2 separate regions of the Homo sapiens genome follow, and region 2 is linked to region 1. Evidence: chromatin loops called from intact Hi-C (ENCODE). Cell type or tissue: mesothelial cell of epicardium. All regions are shown on one strand. Links, peaks and the distances in the headings refer to the core of each region. The heading gives the core; the rest is flanking DNA. Region 1 has its middle 98 kb from the start of LINC01624. Region 2 has its middle 200 kb from the start of LINC01624.

What was found. Hi-C counts contacts between places; a loop is a spot of excess contacts. Peaks named below come from ENCODE experiments on the same cell type or tissue, not always from the same donor. Only the 100,000 strongest peaks of a DNase experiment are listed, where the experiment ranks them.
Region 2: a loop joins it to region 1, with 12 times the contacts of the local background. A loop is called at or near these places in 1 of 110 quality-filtered maps.

What each region holds. Positions count from the first base shown.
Region 1 is chr6:170,172,638-170,175,548 of GRCh38, forward strand. No RefSeq gene overlaps it. Among named protein-coding and RNA genes, the nearest start is that of LINC01624, 98 kb to the right of the region's middle. In mesothelial cell of epicardium, for the core only: no CTCF peak of the experiment used is centred there; DNase peaks (open chromatin) are centred at 454, 924, 1,804, 2,584 and 2 weaker places.
Region 2 is chr6:170,072,442-170,075,352 of GRCh38, forward strand. No RefSeq gene overlaps it. Among named protein-coding and RNA genes, the nearest start is that of LINC01624, 200 kb to the right of the region's middle. RefSeq lists enhancers at 1,042-1,593, 1,594-2,145. In mesothelial cell of epicardium, for the core only: no CTCF peak of the experiment used is centred there; DNase peaks (open chromatin) are centred at 1,560, 2,174 and 2,690.

The sequences.
Region 1 (2,911 bases), core at 314-2,813:
AGCATGTACATGGGCTGCGTCAGCACTGCCCTCAATGCACATTAGGAAGCCAGTTCCTGAACATAGCCCCCTAATTACAGCACCAGGGAGTTTACTGACAAACTGGCCCCTCACCTTACTGAAAAATTTACATGGACACAGCCCTCAATCATCTTAGGTCACCCACTGAATTTCTAGGCAAGGACCTGTTTTCTTTCCAGGGAAGCCACGCGGGCCCACATTTCACTGCTTCCGAATCAGCTCCAGCCACCCCCGGCGTGACGCAGCCGAGCAGCTGCCCGGCCATGCCCACCCGTCCCTGCCCCTGACTCTGCCGTAGCTGATTTGGGGGAGGCAGGGGGCATATAAACGTGAATTTGCAGCATGCCGGGCGAAGACGATCGTCGATTAGCAAGTACTTTCATAAATCCAGAGTGAGGCGGCAACAGAAAAATGGCTGAAATGGCCTCACTGACTCACTGCCCCTTTATTCAACAACATCTGTGGGGCCTCCCGCGAGGCAGGCGCTACTGCGCAGGTGCACGGGGAAAGGGTTCCTCGTGGCCAGCGTCTCTGCACGCCACGCCTTCCATAAGGCAGCACTTCTTACCCCAGCTCCCCCTGTCGTCTTCCAGGGCCGGTCTCATTTCAGCTTAACATTCCTAGACCAGCCTACAACACCCTAAATAATTTACCCCAAAACCTCAGTCTCCCTGTCTCTGTCCTAAGGACACCAGCAGACTCATAACATGAGGCAACCCTTTCTTTCTCTCTCTGATGATGTAAAGCTGCTTAATTTTTTACTGGCTAGGTCTGCTCTCCCATGAAATATTTATTCCCACGTGGCCCCAGAGCATTTCTTTGCTTGGAAAGCAGCCCCCACCTCTGCCACCCCAGAGAGGAGACATCGGAGCTCTCAGGAGGGGTTGACTCAGAGAGGAGAGGACAGAGGGGAGCTGTATTGCTGGGGACCAGGCTGGGGTCTCAGGGCCTGAGCCCCCTTCCCTGACCTGCACCCAGCCCTGGCCCGAGGCAGCCAGATGAGGTCATGGTCACCATGAATATTTAAGGAGATCGTTTTAATGTTCACACATGGATTGCTGCTGAAATGCAATCCCCCATCACCGTAGGTGCTTCCTGGATGCCCTGGAGAAATAGGTCTCTGTGGAACCAGGGCCAAGGGAGAGGAAGAAGGGGCAGGGCCCTGACCAGGACTCAGCTGTGAGGCAGGGCCCAGCAGGCTCAGGAGTGCATTGTCTCAGGGAGATCGACATGGAACACCAAACAGCTTCATTTTATCATGGCAGCCCCTCCCGGTTTAGACCAGGAAAATTAATTTGTAAATGCTCTAGAAATAAATGAGAGAGAGAGAGAGAGAGACAGAGAGAGAGAGACAGAGACAGAGAGACAGAGACAGAGAGACCGAGAGACAGAGAGACAGAGACAGAGAGAGAGAGACACAGAGAGAGAGAGACAGAGAGAGACAGAGAGACACAGAGAGAGAGAGAGAGAGAGAGAGAGAGAGAGAGAGAGAAGCCAACACTAACCCTAGCTGCTTCTGCTGCTTCTGCCGTTTAGGAAGCTTGGCAGGAGAACCACCTCCGCCTGCCCCTCAATCTTGGCCTCCAACTTCCCAGTTTCTATTTCAACCAGAAGAGAAAATGCTGAGCCCTCACTGACCATGGGAGAGTCAGCTGCTCAGCTGCTCAACCCCGCGGCCTCAGAAGGGGCAGAGGTCTCAGGCCTACCGGCCTGTGGTGGCCTCCTTATTCTCCAGAGCCGTCCTGGGCCAGGGGCCGCCCAGCCCACTGCCCGAGCCAAGCACCCTCCCCGCTAGGGCCAGACGGAACCCCATGTGGGGTGAAGGCAGAGCCAAGCTGAAAACCAAGGAGAGGCTGTACCCAGGCAGTCCCAGCCACCTGCAAGGGGCAGCACCGTCCAAGATTCCGTCGAGTATGAGACACCTTGGAACGTTATTTAGACAGATTCGTAAAACGTTTTATGCCCAGGGATTTGATAAGCCTTTGAAACATGATAACTAAATATAGAGAAGCCACAGAAGCAGAGAGAGGTCCACTTGGCTCAGGGGACGGCACTGCTTTCCTGGGGCTGGGGACCCTTAGCAAGTGCTGGCACTGGGCACCCACACAGCAGGAAGGTCTCGCAGTCCTGGAGGCCGACGTGAGACCAGGCATCTGGCAGGGCCAGGCTCCCTCTGAAGGCGCCGGGAAGGGCCTGTCCCAGGCCTCCTCCTGGGCTTTGGTGGGCATTTTCTCCTGCCTCTGTGCCACCATCCCTCTAGGCCCGCCTGGGTCCACGCCCCTTTTATAAGGACACTGGTCACACTGGTCAGGGGTGACCCCGTGGCCTCATCGTCACACACACCTTCAATGACCCTGTCTCCAAAGAAGTCACGCTCTGAGTCTAGGGTCAGGCCGCCCACCTGCGGATGTGGGGGCACAGGTTAGCCCATCACAGACCTGAGTCCGCGGCTGGGCCCAGCCACGACTCCGCGACTACCCCCCAGCCTCCCTCGAGGAATCACATGTTGTGGTTTCTTAGTGGGTAGATTCATGAGTTACCATATGGGATTACAGGGTGCTCGCTGAGCAGCGTGACGGGGTGGGGGACACAGTCATCCCCGGAACTGAGCACTGAGGGAGGGCACCTGGGCTGAGGGGGTCCTGGGGCGGCTGTGGGCCCAGCAGCATCCTGGCCTGGGGCAGAGCTGACCGACCCCTTATGTATGACCCGGCCAGGCGGCGAGGCCAGCACCCCCAAGTCCTGGGCCGGACACCAGATGCCAGAGCTTCACGGAGCCCCTCACCCACCTGCTCACCTCAGCGGCTGGCACCAAGGCGCCAACAGCATCCCACAGCTGGGGAGGAAAACTGGAATGCAGGCCCCCAGTGCCAGCAGGGCTCGCTGTGAA
Region 2 (2,911 bases), core at 237-2,736, 100 kb before region 1:
ACGTGATCACGAGTAGAAGTAAGAAAGCATCCCACGCGATCACGAGTAGAAGTAGGAGAGCATCCCATGCAATCATGAGTAGAAGTAGGAGAGCATCCCATGCGATCACGAGTAGAAGTAGGAGAGCCTCCCATGTGATCACGAGTAGAAGTAGGAAAGCCTCCCATGTGATCACAAATAGAAGTAGGAGAGCATCCCATGTGATCAAGAGAAGTAGGAAAGCAGAGACCCTTGCTTTATTCCAGTCTTCGGGGGAAGACATCCAATCTTTCACCATTAATTATGTCAGTTGTTGGTTTTTCACAGATACCCTTCATCAATTTGCTGAATATTTTAATTAAATAGATGTTGGATTTTATCATGTGCTTTGTCTACATCCATTGAGATGATCATGTGGTTATTTTTTCTTAATTTTTTAATATGGTAAATTATACTGATTACTCTTGACTAAATTACCTTTGCATTGCTGAGATAAACCTCACTTAATGGTGTATTATCACTTTTACAAACTGTTGGATGTGATTTTATAAAATTTTGTTTAAAATTTTCATCTGTGTTTGTGAAGTTTTATTTTCTTTCAATGTCCTTGTCTAGTTTTTATGTCATAGTCATGCTGCCCTCATAGAATGAGGTGGAAAGTATTTCTTCCTCTTCAATTTTCCAGAAGACTTTGTATAAAGTTTGTATTATTTCTCTTTGGATATTTGGAAGAATTCACCAGTGAAGCCCTTTGGCCTGGAATTTTATCTGTGGGAGGTTTTTAATTAAAATTTTAATTCCCTTAATAGATATAGGGCTATTCATGTTACCTACGATTTTACTTCCTTAATACGTTTTTCTTTTTTTCTTTCTTTTAGCATGTAAGTTTTGGTACTTTGTGTCTTTCAAAGAATTTGTCCATTTCAACTAAGTTGTTTAACTTATTGGCATGATTGATGGACACGTTTCTCCCAGGCCATAGATTTTGCTTTGAAATCTGCAGCCTCCCCTGTCTGATAGGAAGGTGTTCATGTATTCCTGGATTACCCTTTTCATATGTGTGGGATCTGTAACAATGTTACCTTTGTCTTTCCTGGCATTTTGTCTTCTTTTTTGGTCCCTGGTTAGTCTGACTAGAGGTTAACAAGGTTTACAAATCTTTCAAATAACTAGTTTTTGGTTTTGTTGGTTTTCTCCTTTTGTGTCTTCCGTTTTATGGATTTCTACTCTTGGTTTTATCATTTCCTTTACTCTGCATATTGTGAATTTAATTTTCTCTTCTTCTAGTTCCTTGCCTACCTCAATTCTCTGTCTAATTCTGGGTCCTTGGCCATTCCCACCTCAGTTAACAGAAAATGCCAAGACATACCACTTGCTGGTGTCCAAACCCAAGATGAGCCCAGAATTTTTCTTCGCCTCACATTCCACACAGAATCCCTGAGCAGTCTTGCAAGCTCTGGCTTCAGGAGTGGTCCCAGCCCCGCCACGCCTGTGCCATGCTGCCAGGCCAGCAGCCTTCCCACGTGCCTTCCCGCCTACCCTGCGCTCCACCTGCAGCACAACCATGCAAACACAAATCAGAGAACACTCACTCTTGGAGCCCAGAGCCACCCGTCAGAAGCGCAGCCTCCTTGGCCTCACGGGGAGCCACCCACAGTCAACGGCCCACGAAGCCTGCATGTGAGTCACTGCAGGGTGCAGGCAGCCCCGGGCCCTCCATGACAGGGATGTTCCCAGATGCAGCTGAGCAGGGGCAAACCACCCCCCGCCATTCCACATCCAGACTTCTGACTCAGAACCCATAGTGGCTGTTTTTTGAAAAACGAAGCAAAGCTGTAAATTGGGTCACATTATACTCTGCTTAAAACCCTATACTAACAGTCTGGCAGTTCCTCAAAAGCTAAATGTAGAATAACTATATGACCCAGAAATTCAACTTGCAAATATAGAACCACGAGAAATGAGAATGTAGACCACACAAAACCTTGCATGCAGATGCCTGTGGCAGTGTCGCCTATCATAGCCATAAGGTGCCAACAACCCAAATGCCCATCAACTCAGGAACAGAGAAACAAAACCTGGTCCATCCAGACAATAGAGTATTATTTGGTAATAAACAGAAATGAGTGCTGGTGGACCGAGGAGGAGGCAAAGCAGGGGCACAGAGCGCCCAGGGACGTGTGGCCACTGTCGGGACTGTTTGGTGCCACAGGATGGCTGGGCTGGGGCTTGGCCTGCAGGATGGGCTGGAAATGCTCTTAATTCCTCGGAAGCTAAGAGACACCTGAGAAGGAGGGACAGCCTGGGCCTGGGAGCCGGGTGGACATAGGAAAAGGCTTTTAGTTTTTCAAAAACTGAGCAATAAAAGACTTGGACTTGTTTTTTAAAAATTTGTAGAAGAGATAAGAACAAAAAATCTAGAAACTGGAAAAAATTTCAAGTTGATGAGGCCTTGACTCAATAATGACCTTGTATCTATGATTTGCTTTCTCATTCACTCATTCACTCATTCAGTGAATATTCAAGAAACCCACACTGAGAAACTGCTGTGTGCAGCCTCCGTGTCACACACACGTGTGCCCCTCCTGCATCGCTACCTCGGAACACGTGTGTTCAGGCATGGATGCATCTGTGTGGGTGTTCGTGCACTGCAGCCGCACCAGCTCCCGAATGTTGCCTGTCAGACCGGCAGTGTGTGCCCGGTTCCGATTCCAAGAGCATCTTCTCCAGAACTCTGGCGGCCGGGCCAGGGAGGAGCGTGGACTGTCCCATGGAAACGCGGCCCGGGAGGGCTTAACTGAGGACAGCTGACATAAGAAGCTATTGACAAAACACCACACACTGGGGGTGTAAACAACACACATTTATTTTTTTACAGTCCTGGAGGCTGGAGGTCCAAGATCCAAGTTCCTGCAGACTTCGTGCCTGGTGG